Linked DNA regions of Homo sapiens: region 2 is linked to region 1. Evidence: read pairs that join two places in POLR2A ChIA-PET (ENCODE). Cell type or tissue: OCI-LY7. All regions are shown on one strand. Links, peaks and the distances in the headings refer to the core of each region. The heading gives the core; the rest is flanking DNA. Region 1 overlaps MAP2K5 (mitogen-activated protein kinase kinase 5). Region 2 overlaps IQCH (IQ motif containing H).

Region 1 (5,749 bases), core at 1-2,500:
GGATTACAGGCGCCTGCCACCACCCCCAGCTAGTTTTTGTATTTTTAGTGAGACGGGGGTTTCACCATGTTGCCCAGGCTGGTCTCGAACTCCTGAACTCACGTGATCTGCTTGCCTTGGCCTCCCAAAGTGCTGGGATTACAGGTGTGAGCCATCGCGCCTGGCCATGTAATTATTTTTCTTTAAACAATCTGCTGATTATTGTTGGATGATATATCTGTCATTATAATTGAAATAGGTGTCCTGCAAACACTGTACAGTTGTGTCTTGTTCTTTTATACAGTTTGACATTTGTGCTTTTAATTGGACTGTTTAGACCATTCACACTTAACGTAATTATTGATATGGCTGGGTTCAACTCTACCATCTATTTGCCCCATCTGTCCTTTGTTCCTTTTTCTCTTCTTTTCCTGCTTTCTTTTGGGTTAGCTGGGCTAGTTCTTAGCATTCCACTAATCTCTACTATTTGCTTCTAAGCCAGAGGTTGGCAAACTTTTCCTGTAAAGAGTCATAAGTGGATATCTCAGGCTTTGAGAGCTATAAGCTTTTTGTTGTAACTACTCAAATTCTGCTGATGTAGTGCAAATGCAATGATAGGCCACATGTAAATGAACGGCCATGACTGTGTTCCAATTCCATTGTGTTTGTAAAAACAGGCGAAGGCCCAATTTTTGCCCATGGGTTGAATTTTGCCAGTCTGTTTGAAGCTTTATTTATTTATGGCTGTTCTAGAATTTACAATATGCTGCTTTAATTTCTTACAGTCTACCTTCAAGTAATATTAGGGTATTTCATTTATAATGTACAAACCTTACAATAATATATTTCCATTTTCTTCTTCTCATCTTTTATTTTCATACATCTTTCTTCTATGTACACTATAAGCTCCATAATATAATGTCTTTATTTTTCCTTTAAATAATTATATTTTAAAGACATTTAGAAGTGAGAAAACATCTTTTTATTTATCCACGATTTGTGAAACTATTTATTCCTTTGTGTAGATCTAACCATCCATCATCAGTTTCCTTCATCCTAAATAGCTTAACATTTTTTTGTAATGCTGGTCTACTGGCAATGAATTCTCTCATATTCATCTGAAAAAGTCTTTATTTAGCTGTTTATTTTTGGAAAATGTATTTGCTGGGCACAGAATTCTGGAATAATTTCTTTCTTTCAACATTTTAAAGACGTCTTTCCATTATCTTCTGGCTTGCATAGCTTGTGACATGAAGTCGGCTGTCAATCTTATCTTTGTTTCTCTACTTAATGTGCTCTGTTTTCTGTGAATATTTTTAAGATTTTCTTTTTACTCACTGGTTATCAAAATTTTTATTTTGATGTGCTTTGGTGTGGCTCTGTGTTCATCCTGGTTAGGGTTCATTGAGTTCTTAGATCTGTGGACTTACAGGCTTCACCAAATTTGGAAAGTTTTCAGCCATTATTTCTTCAAATTATTTTTTGTTTCCTTTTCTCTTTCCTCTTCTTTTGAGACTCCACTTAACACATATATCTTAGACTTCTTGATAGTGTCTCAAAGATCATTAAGGTTGTGCTCATTTAAAAAAATATTTTTTCTAGTAGTAGAAATGAGTAATTTTGGATAATTTCCAGATCTTTAACCTCAATATCACAATTTCTTCTGTAGTGTCTAATTCAGTTAATTCCATCAATGAAATTTTTATTTCAGATATTTTTCATAATTGAAAAATAAATGTTCAACTTGTTTGTCTTCCATTTCTCTCATTATGCTCATGTTTCCTATGAATTCCTTGGACATATATAGTTTTTATAATAACTATTCTAAAGTCCTGTCTGCAAAGTACATTATTTCTGGTGTGTGTGTGGGAGGGGGGCATCTATTTCTACAGATTGATTTTTTCCCGGTTATAGTCTTTCATCCATAATCAGAAGAAAAATTCTTTGCTTGTCAACTTTTTATTTGGATTGTCAACATTGTGAATCTTGTGTCGTTGAATGCTGGATTTTATTGTAATCCAGAGTGTTGGACTTGATACTGGCAAGTAATATATCTGCTGAACACTGATAGCTGAATCATTTTGAGGCTGATTTTAGACCTTTTATTTTAGGAGAGTTGAGAGTAACCACTACTACAGGGCTAGTTTAGCCCCACTGCTAAAGCATAATCCTTCTAATCTCTTTCTTGAATTCTCCAATGTGTTTAATGAGGCCTCTCTACACTGGATTATTGGAATTTAAAATATTCCCAACTTTGTATAAGTTTTGGGAATTGTTTGGCTTATAGTTCCCCAGAAATTTTCTTTTCTAAACAGTAGTTGGTTGTCTAGCTTTGTAGGATTTCACTCTATAAATGCAGAGGCTGATGTTAGGCCAGACGCAAGGGAACTCCTATGCAATTTCTAGAGCTCTTTCTCTGCATGTTCTTGCCTTTCTAGGACTCTGTTCTGTGAATTCTAGCCATTTTGGTCTCCTTGAACTCCAAATTCTGTCTTTTCAGCTCAGTAAGACCTTTGAGCTTTGTTTGGGTTTCTGTGCAGACAGCTTGGGTGATAGTAGGACTTACTTCATTTGTTTCTGTTCTCTCAGGGATCACTGTCTCACATTGCCTGTTGTCTAAAGTTTGAAGATAACTGTTTCACTATTTTGTCCAGTTTCCTAATTATTTTTGGTGGAGGGCAAATCCCACAGCAGTGACTCCATGGGCAGAAGTAGAAGTATCTGTTTGTTTGTTTGTTTTGTTTTGTTTTTGAGACAGAGTCTTGCTCATGTCACCCAGGCTAAAGTGCAATGGCGCGATCTCGGCTCACTGCCACCTCCAATGCCCAGGTTCAAGCTTCTCCTGCCTCAGCCTCCTGAGTAGCTAGGATTACAGGCGCCCACCAACAAGCCCAGTTAATTTTTGTACTTTTAGTAGTGATGGGGTTTCGCCATGTTGGCCAAGCTGGTCTCGAACTCCTGACCTCAAGTGATCTACCTGCCTCAGCCTCCCAAAGTGCTGGGACTACAGGCATGAGCCACCACACCCCGCCTCCCTTTCTTTTAAAATGTTTGCTTTTGTCTTTTGTTCATTGTATTGACCTTATATCATAAACCACCTTGAATCCTTTTTTAAGGTAATGTAGATATAAATAATCTTAGGACTTTATTAAACTAGGTTAAATCTGAATTCATGTGGCAGAATTTGAAGCAAATAGAATCCCTTTAAATCTTGGGTTAAGGACAGCTCCCCTAATTTAAATTTTGTTATCTCTTGCATAAAATATTCTACCTTATATCCAAAGTATCAACAATCCTAGTATATAGCCACTGAACTTATTACTTCAAGGTTTCATTTAAAACATGCAAGTTCTACAACTTTTTTTTTTTGAGACAGAGTTTTTGCTCTTGTTGCCCAGGCTGGAGTGCAATGGCCCAATCTCAGCGCACTGCAACCTCCGCCTCCCGGGTTCAAGCGATTCTCCTTCCTCAGCCTCCCGAGTCTCTGAGATTACAGGAGACTGCCACCATGCCCAGCTAGTTTTTGTTATTTTTAGTAGAGATGGGGTTTTGCTGTGTTGGCCAGGCTGGTCTCGAACTCCTGACCTCAGGTGATCCACCTGCCTCAGCCTCCCAAAGTGCTGGGATTATAAGCATGAGCCACTGCACCCAGCCTACAACTCTTTTTTTTTTATTTTTTGAGATGGAGTCTTGCTCTGTCACCCAGGCTGGAGTGCAGTGGTGGGATCTCACCTCACTGCAAGCTCTGCCTCCTGGGTTCACACCATTCTCCTACCTCAGCCTCCCAAGTAGCTGGGACTACAGGCACCTGCCACCATGCCCGGCTAATTTTTTGTATTTTTAGTAGAGATGGGGTTTCACCATATTAGCCAGGATGGTCTTGATCTCCTGACCTCATGATCTGCCTGCCTTGGCCTCCCAAAGTGCTGGGATTACAGGTGTAAGCCACCACATCCAGCCAACCTACAGCTCTTAAGAATAGCTCCAGGGGCCAGGCGCAGTGGCTCACACCTGTAATCCCAGCACTTTGGGAGGCCAAGGCGGGTGAAACATGAGATCAGGAGATCGAAATGAGCCTGGCCAACGTGGCAAAACCCTGTCTTTACTAAAAATACAAAAAATTAGCTGGGTGTGGTGGCGTGTGCCTGTAGTCCCAGCTACTTGGGAGGCTGAGGGCTGAGGCAGGAGAATCGCTTGAACCCAGGAGGCGGAGGTTGCAGTGAGCTGAGATCACACCACTGCACTCCATTGTGGCAATAGAACAAGACTCTATCTTAAAAAAAAAAAAATAGCTCTAGAAACACTGAAATGATTTGATTTTTTTTTCTTGTTTGTTTTCAGCTTCACTCGAAGCCATAGACAACAGCACAACAGATTAGGCAGAAAGATTACTTTTAAGGAGGTAGTTATATTTATGCTTATTTTAATGCAATATCAAGTTATGGAAAACAAACAGCAATTGAAGGCATACAGCTTTTCATTCAGTTCACTTAAAAACATCACAGCCTTTCTTCTGTAAGCAAAGCACAGAAAAGATGAGTCATTAAAGTGATTGATTATAAATGGCAATCATCAGGGCAGATGTAAGTCATTTTGGTTTAATCAGGGCATTAATTATTAGGGTTTATCAATTAGTTTTATTGAAGGCAAGGGAGCTCAAATGAATACTAGGGCATTGATTTTAACTGAGACATTTTCTCAAAGAAAATACAAATGAGGTGTGTTGAAGCCTGGAATTATGGGTCCTTTTCATACCACTAAAGAGAAATAAGTTTCTTCTACCGCAACACATAAACCTTTAGTGAAAAAGCAAACTAACTTATTCTCCTTTTGCATTAAAAATATCAAGTTTAGGTGTTTCCTAATTTAAGGTTTGGGTTTAAGCTATCTTGGCCAAGAGATGACTATCATTTTGGAAATAGTAAGATAAAGGCACAATGTAAAGTGGCTCATTTTTAATATCCAATACTCCTTTTTTCATTTTAAAAGATTTAGTCATTTTATGCAGTAGGCTTTTATAGGCATCAAAATAGATTCCTGTGGGTCAGATTCCCTTAAAGGAAGCAGAGTGATGCCCTGGAAGGTGCCGCTGCATACTGACTGTGAGACTGGACGAATCATTTAAACCTCTCTGAGCATACATGTACGTGTGGGTGTGTGTACTCACAACACTCACATGCTCAGTGTTGAGCACACAATTTCACTTAATTCTCATAACAATCCTGAATTCTCACTGACAACCTTGCCAGTGTTGGAAGATCAGATATCATCCCTGATCTTGTACATCATATCCTGTATATGATATCCTGATATCTGATATCTTGATATCTGATCTTCCTACATTGACAAGGCTGTTAAGAGAATGAAGTGGGCCTGTGTGCTTAGCACTGCTGGCACAGAGCTAGAGGTCAGTGAAATGTTGAATGAATCAGATGAATGGGAAAAACATTTTGTAAACTTGAATGTACCAAATATACTATAAAGCTACTGCTTTGTAGAATCAGTAATGATGACTTCCACTCTAGGAAATCAGGATGTGGATCATTTAATACATTGGCTCATATCCAAATGCTAAATGAGGTTAACTTTCATTATACCAGCTCCACCTGAAGGCAGGCTTCTTCTAGGGTAGCAAGTGTGTTCAGCTGGGATCACAGACGAGTTAACATTATCCAATCACAACATGTGTCTCCTGTCACAATACTGTCTCACTCCTTCAGTGAGATTTCACAGTAAGCTGGGCTTTTTAACGATGATGCAATAAATCTTT
Region 2 (8,148 bases), core at 1-2,500, 280 kb after region 1:
AAAGTAATGCTTTGATGTCTAAATGTGCACCATTACGATGGTCTTCTGGAACAAAGGAGAATTCTAATCCTAAATTCTCAATAGCTACACTCAATGGAGACTGCAGCTCACCTCCACTCCGAATATGATTTCACTTTGAAGGCAAAAGAATGTCAATAGGCTCCTACAAAAAAAGAGGCACCTTTTCAGAACTACTTTATTTTTATTTTTGGCTTCAGATCATGGCTAAGCACTGGCCTCAGACTGTAAGGAGATTTCTGAATAATTATATTTTCCTTGTTAAGTTTTAAAAAATGATTTAGTTAGATTATTAATTATTCAAGAGCTTTGCATTTAATAACATTAACAACAGTGCCAAATGTATTTGGTGCCAATTAAAAATGCTACGGTTTAAAATAACTGAAATTTAAATAATGCACAATGAGGCTTCTAAATACAATTCAGCCAAATGTCAGTATTTTAAATATTTTTTAAAGTCAAACATTTCAAATTTATCATAGTGTAATGTCAAGAGAATTCTTTAAAAATTATTGGTTTGAAATACTGAAGCCAACAAATACTTTGCACATTAACACTTCAATGTTTTAAATTAAAAAACCATATTTTTATGGTTTAATCTTAACAGTGTTGCTTTAAAAAAAATCTATACAATACGAAATAAAATCCAGTTCAAAGAGAATATAAGGGAAATCTCTATGGGCCTCAAAATTAAATACATTTTCTTTGTTTTTATCTTTATCTAGAAGAGTAATTCATTTTGGTGTCTTTTAAATAATATGTAAAAAGCTGGCCATGACAGGTACTGCATTTAGTCCATTTACTGATGGAGGGGAGAAACGAAGCCCAGAATAGATCATGGGGAAACCAGTCACATTTGTCAAAGGGAACTCTCTCTCCTGACTGTTCAATAGATTTATTCATCACTCCACTTTCCAAGAATAATGTGGTTCCCTCAAGTGTGCCCCTCCCTCTCTATCACTTGTGTCTTGATTCATATACTTCCGTAGCGGGATGCTCAAAGCAGACGCAAATCACTTTGCATAGCCCACTGCTATGTATGCTGGTAGGGAAGGAACCAGTTAAGGGAATTTGCATTGTGATTTTCCTAATCGGTTATGCTTTAACCAGCAGGTCAGCCAAAACAGATATTTGGGATTAAGAGAAGCCAGGCAAGACTGGGGATTTCTGGATGAAAAGCAAGATAGTTTTAGAATGGCAGGTTTAATTTATATATTAAACCATATAAAATTACTTTAATTAAGCAAATTTGGAAGGGACTAAAAGGTTGTACGATTCATCCCTTCACAAATGTGCATGGAAAAAATCTATACACGTCCATTCATGCTAAGACTTCTTACCTACAGCTCAGCTTTTGCTGGGAGATTTTCTGGCTGGAATGTACTATTTTCTCAGCATCTCACAGGGACCAGCACTTACATAAATTTCCTTGAATTGTCTTCAAAAACACATGACTGCTGACAGAATGCTATTATACATTAGCTTCCAGGTGACAACAATTCACTAATAGAATTTCTATCTCATAATAAAATACAGCTAGCTTAACAACAACAGTTGTTAGAAGCACATGATCAAGAACCACTTAGGGCAAATTATAAGATTTGTAATGTTACCTGAATGTGATAAAAAAAATTACTTCCTAATTATCATAATCAATTTCAAGATGTGAATAAGGACTTTTAGGGCCCAGAGAAGAAACACTGAAAATAACCCAAATTGTGGCTCATACTTGTAATCCCAGCACTTTGGGAGGCTAAGATGGGTGTATCGTTTGAGCTCAGGAGTTCGAGACCAGCCTGAGCAACATAAGGAGACCCTCCCCGTCCCAATAAAAAAAAAAGAAAAAAGAAAAATTTAGCCAGGCATGGTGGCGCATGCCTGTAGTCCCCACTACTCAGAAGGCTGAGGTGGAAGGATCCCTTGAGCCAGGGAGGCAGAGGTTACAGTGAGCCCTGATTGTACCACTGCACTCCAGCCTGGGCAACAGAGTGAGGCCCCATCTCAAAAAAAAAAAGAAAAAAAAGAACTCAGTCAATCCCATTCATTGTGTATATAAGGAAAAAGGTCCCAAGAAAGGCACTGCTGGCAGGTGACAGAGCTAAGTAGAGAGGAAAGTACTTTCATCTCTTAGCTGAACTTTTTGCTTCGTCCCCTAACTGTTCACAGACCCTGCGGGTTTAAGTCACCATTGAATACTCACTTGTGCCCATTTCTTTCTCCAGTCTTCAAGGCCATATCTGCTACTCTCCTTTAGCACCCATTTGTAGCACTTTAGGTAGGAAGGAATATCACAAAATGCAGTCCCATTTCCTCGGAACTCAGAGTCCATTTTAAAGAGCCAACGCTGTATTTGCAGGTGATCAGTTATCAGCTGACTCAGCTGCTCTATCATCTGTGAGGCCAAAGACACAGCTGCATTTAATACAGTTCATTTCCTGGGATTCCTTTTTATCGTAACAACTTAGTTGCTGTACTTCTCATGTGTCTTTACTTCTAATGGTCTGTTCATTTGGTTATCTTCTAGTTATTAAGACAGATTAAAGAAGTTTAAAGTGATATAAATATGATGCGAAGAAACCATTAACCAATGAGACCAAAGACATGTTTAAAAGCACAGTCTTATTTGAGAAATTCTGAAATTATCATTTTGCTGGCTTCTGAAGGCAAAAGAAAGAATCCTTGAATGCCTGTAATTGAATCTTGATATTGTTTTCTTTCTTTTTCAGAGAATTATGCATTTACTTATTGATTCCTCAAATGATGTTTTAATTGTTTCAAGACTAGAAAGAGTTACAGTCTTGAAAACTTTAACTGTTTGGGGCTTTGTTGAGCTTTTTACTGCTATAAACTATAAAACATTTAATTTTTTCCTCATTAATGTACATGAAATACATTTGTTTGGCTGGCCAATTGGCCAAGTTTAGTATATGTGTGATATAAACACATATATTTTAGAACAAGACAGATAAAGGAGATAAAACATTTGTGAAAGCAAACTTCCTGGAATACACACCTACTTGACATTTTATTTGAAACATTTCCTCAAGAACTGGGCTCAAACACATGGGAGCTTAAGGGATAGAACAGTACTCCAAGCTCTAGTATCATAATAATGATGATAATGGTCTCTAAGATAACTGAACTCTCAGTAGGAGACAGGCCTTGGCTCATGTCAGTTCTTTGCATGAATTTTCTCATTTAATACCATAATCTATGAGGTGGACACAATTACTAGTTTTCTTTTATATGTAAATAAACTGAGGTTCTGCTAATTTAAATAACTTTCCCACAATCACACAGCATTGAGTAGCAGAGTAGGAATTCCATTCAAGTTGCTTTGACTCCAAAACCTATGCTCATTCCCTCTTTACTGTGCTGCCTATCCCAACCCACAGAGAGGTGGAGAAGGGTGAAGTAGAGAAAGAAGTCAGAAGAGGAGCAAGAGAAGCCACTTTCCTTACACTCAATAAGCCATTTGGGGTGAGTTTGAATCAGATAAAAGTCTATAGCAAGATGACTTAATTATAAGTAATACTCACCTGGCAGAGCCTGGGAGAAAAATACCTCATTAACTCACAAAACGATTTTTCTGTCTTGTCTTCTTATCAGACTTTCCAGTCTATACTTCCCAGAAAGCAACAAAATAACACTAAGCTTTTTGTCTCCAGAGCCTTCCCATGCTGTTCTTGGCTATGGTTTTCTGTACGGAAGGATTCTGTGACACTCTTATCCTCTTTTTTGATCAGATCTCTTTGCCCACAATTTTTTTTTTTTTTAACTAAAGAGTGTGAAAGGACTCATGATTTACAGTTCTGTTGAGGTTTGGAGCTACCAGATTAAAGTTATTTTGATTAAAGGCCTGATCTGTTCTTCTGGGTTGTATCTGTCCAGCAAATCTTCCTGGGGATACTATACTACATGGCAGTGTGGAAGAGACAGCAAAATGGCCATACTTGGGTTCTCTGGAAACCTCATACAACTATGGGGTATTCAGTGAGGGTGAAAATTAAAATTGTCTTAGCTCCCTAATTATCAAGTAGTGTTTATTGATGATTTGGGTGTTTAAATGACAGAACTCTGGTCTACAAACCATATGGTGATGAACACAGCCTAGGAAGGTTTTTTAAATATGCCTTCCAAAGTTGTTTCCTTATTTCTCTAATGTGTTGAGAATATAGATTTTATATTTAATAATATTTTGCTGTATTATGATCACACTTTGCAGAAGTAGAAATGGTCTTTGGCCTGTTAACATCAGATAAAATTCTTTTGCTAGTGTAAGGAAAGGTGTTCTGGCATAGATTTTTTAAAAATTACATATTTAGATATATTATATATTTGCAGGTTTCGACTACTAACAGAATTATTATCTATTTCTTCCAAATCCTATTATTTGTTGCTTCTGAGAATCCTATAAATGGGCATCTGTTGATGGATCCCCTACAGTAATGAAAAGGATCAATAGTATTGTAAAGATTGCACCACTGGAAAGAATTATGTGCTATCTTTAAGTGAAAATTGAACAGTGCTTTAAAATAGCATCTCCATTTTTGATTATTTAACCAAAGCTGTCAATATTTCCCATGGAGCATGTTCCAGAAAGAGAACTTTCACAGTTACTTTATGGATCAAAACAGGAAATGCTCACTGTGTTCATGCTAGATTTAAACAAATTAATCCTAAACAAAATGACTTTATGCTATTTCCAAATGTTTATCATTTTTGTTTGAGTCTATCTGTTCAAAAGATGTAATAAATTTTTTTAGCTGTGATTTGTTTTATCCTGGTAAAGAGCAGAAAAATACTGCTAAAGTCCAACTGAAAGTCAGAAATAATAACCTAAGTTAAAATAATCGCAGCTTTCTTTCACCAGCTTTAAGTTTATGATGCACATCGGTAAAAAGTCAGTGTTATTGATTCATCCCCATCTGCAGATTCAAAATGCTGACATGCTCAGATAGAATAGATAGGGTAGTCACTATCTGGAAAAATCTCAGTGGAGTATTTTAATTCTTGATGACCTCAGATGTATGTTTTCCAAACAAGTAGAGTAGAACTCAGTGAAATATTGGTTTATTGTTATACAATTTGCACATACCATAGGTCAAATGACATCTCTCAAATCTGATGTGTCTCTAAGGAGGTTTTTAGTCATACTTCTGAATACTAGCACTAGAGGGAGATTTTACTGCATTAAATGTGCCTGCATCTTTAACTACAATCAACATATGCGGTTCTGAAATATTTCATAGCAAAGATTGCCTGAGATTTCCTCAGTGAAGATGAAGGCAAGACTCAATATAAACATTGCACATACATGTTAAAGCTTTGAAGGTTGTTTAATGTATAGTACATGTGTGTAATAATATAATTTAAAATTTTATTTTGCTTGTAATAAGTATAACAGCCAGATATTCTGCTGTGAAGCAGAGTCAAGCAATCTACCTTGTTATCTTCAAATTCCAGTGGTGGCTAATGACAATGGAAGTGACATAACAGCTCAGGAGGAGCCTCTCTATTCCACTCCTACTAAAATTGCCTGCGACTGTCCTAGGTTGTGATACCGTTAAGAGAAACCTCCTTCATAAGCCCATGAACATTGCCCAAGAATACTCTAACAAGAGTGAAATACTTGCTGGCAATTTAATAAGCTAATAGTATCTTCAAACTAATCTCTGCAAAGTATGATTTGTTGAAAGGCTAGATTTTTGAGCTCAGTGGCTGTGAGGTGCAGAGCATCATGATCAGGCAACTGAGAGTAGGAGGGGATCCCTAAATATTGTCCCTCACAAACTGACTCACTGTGCACTGTTCTCTGGTTTCCCAACAAGTGGGTAGGGGGGATAATTTGTGATTGGCTCAGAGTAATGGTCAAGAGGTGTACTGAAACAGAGGTTAGGAAATGTTAACAGCCATTTGTCTTTTAATTTTCTCTATTATGAAAACAGATGGCAGTTAAATGGGAGAACATCTGCCAGGGCTAACTCAAAGAGAAAACATTTCTAGTGGCTAATACATTTCTCCCCATGTTTTAGACCCTGACTATCTGCTGGAAGAATGCATAGCCACACACTTGGTCCAAGGCAAAACGAAAACAGACAGTTTTATTCCTGGAGCTGTCTTACTTCCCCAGTTTTATTCCTGGAGCTGTCTTACTTCCCCCTTCTGAGATCTTTCCCCTCCTCCATTTCGATCGCTTCCTGAAGAGCGAAGGAAGTCTGCAGCCCTCTGTTCACAGGCCCTCTGCAATCTGACCCAGTGGGGAGGCTCACTCACTGGAGTTTTCCAAACCCACTGCTTTTAGCGAAAACTGACTCTCCTATTTCTTAGGATCCTATTTAATGACTGGCAAGCTGATATGATGATGAATTAATCCATGTTAAAGCATTAAATATTGATAGCAGATTAGTCCAAATGATATATACATTTTAACAGTGCTTATTCCAAATGAGTAAATAGTTTGGAAATTCCAGCAATTTCTGCAAGACTAACAGGAAAATACTTTAAAACACAAAGTTCTAAAGTAGATTCCCTCAGGCTGGGCGTAGTGGCTCACGCTGGTAATCCCAGCACTTTGGGAGGCTGAGGTGGGCAGATCACTAGAGGTCAGGAGTTCGAGACCAGCCTGGCCAACATGGTGAAACCCCATCTCTACTAAAAATACAAAAATTAGCTGGAAGTCACAGAAACTGGGAGGTGGAGGTTGCAGTGAGCCAAGATCACACCACTGCCCTCCAGCCTGGATGACAGAGTGAGACTCCATCTCAAAAATAAATAAATAAATAAATAAATAAATAAATAAAGTAGATTCCCTCAAATCAACTCAAATATTCCACCTATTCTTCATTGGGTAGGTCTGGCTCCAGAAGACTTGGAAATTGTCCAAGATCAAGAGGATGTTTCAAATATTTGAACAGAGCTTCACTTGTCCACCCCACATACCTGTTGCTGACTATAAATATCATATATTCCAGGAGGAACTGCCACATTGGCACTGTCAAAGACACGTTTGCCTCCAGATTTGGTACTATAAAGATGAGCTAGTTCAGGCTCAGAGCCCAGGATGGGTATGTCTAACATATCGGCCACAGCTAAATCATCTCTGTGGAGGAGCCCGCTGACGATGTAGGCCTCTGTTCCTCGGATGAGATTTTTTATTCTTTTGATTGCCTTGGGACTGTACATCAGGTGAGTGGCCAGGCACATATGATGCTTCTGGGGGAAGATCATATTATTCTTGTTAAAAGGTGTCCTTTTTTCTAGTCCATACACCTAATTTATAATGTTGCACATAATAAATACATTATTAATAGCAGGCTGGGTTATGACCTATCCTGTTGTTTAGCAGTTTAAATTGATAAAAGCTGTTGGGGTGAGGTTCCATAATCGCTCACATCTTTAGTGTGTTGGAAATAGGCTCACTGGGAATAGAACTAATTACTACACGTCTGTATTTATTTGATCCACGTGGAATTATCCTTCTGTCAGAAGGAAAAGAGGCTGGCGGCCTTTGGGTAATAGCAAGTCATCTCTGCAACACTTCTGGCATGGTTTAACATTAAAGTGTCTGGAAAATCAATACAAAAAATGAAGAAAAAAGCCTCATAACATTCTTTACTTTATAAATTCCTACCACGGCAACTCTTTAAATGCTTGAGTAGGAAAAAGGCACTTGACCCGACACCCTCCTTCCAAAATTCTACCACTAAATCTGCTTCAGATAATATGCACTTTTATAATGATTATCATGGTTCTAGGCAACAACTCTGGAAAGGATTCACAAATAGAAAATAATTGAAAATTTCAGCAAGACTCAAATTCATTTTTCAGTGAAAAACTCTTTTTGTTTTATTTTTGACTAGTTAGTCCCAGCTCAGCAATACATGTGACTGTCTCATTCAATTAAATAAATAATTCTAGCTAGTCTAATGGGGGCAGAGAAAACAGCATACACCAAAACTAACACAACCATGTTTCTGTTTTTGAGGGGTGGGGACACAAATAACAGTTAACACATAACTGAGATGGGGCAGAGAAGGGCCATAAGGATCTGCCGAGTACTCAAGAGGCCTGCTGGTGGGGAATGCTGAAAAGGCAAATACACATTCTCCTTGTGCCTGTTTCCTCATC

What was found. Peaks named below come from ENCODE experiments on the same cell type or tissue, not always from the same donor. Only the 100,000 strongest peaks of a DNase experiment are listed, where the experiment ranks them.
Region 2: POLR2A ChIA-PET joins it to region 1 with 5 read pairs; 2 of 35 experiments call an interaction of 5 or more read pairs at or near these places.

The regions. Positions count from the first base shown.
Region 1 is chr15:67,680,742-67,686,490 of GRCh38, reverse strand. All of the region lies in intron 13 of MAP2K5 (mitogen-activated protein kinase kinase 5), which reads right to left. Among named protein-coding and RNA genes, the nearest start is that of MAP2K5, 140 kb to the right of the region's middle. In OCI-LY7, for the core only: no CTCF peak of the experiment used is centred there; a DNase peak (open chromatin) is centred at 1,230.
Region 2 is chr15:67,394,376-67,402,523 of GRCh38, reverse strand. It overlaps IQCH (IQ motif containing H), which reads right to left. Exons shown (of 21, transcript NM_001031715.3): 13 at 6,961-7,233; 14 at 2,219-2,410. Among named protein-coding and RNA genes, the nearest start is that of C15orf61, 120 kb to the left of the region's middle. In OCI-LY7, for the core only: no CTCF peak of the experiment used is centred there; no DNase peak of the experiment used is centred there.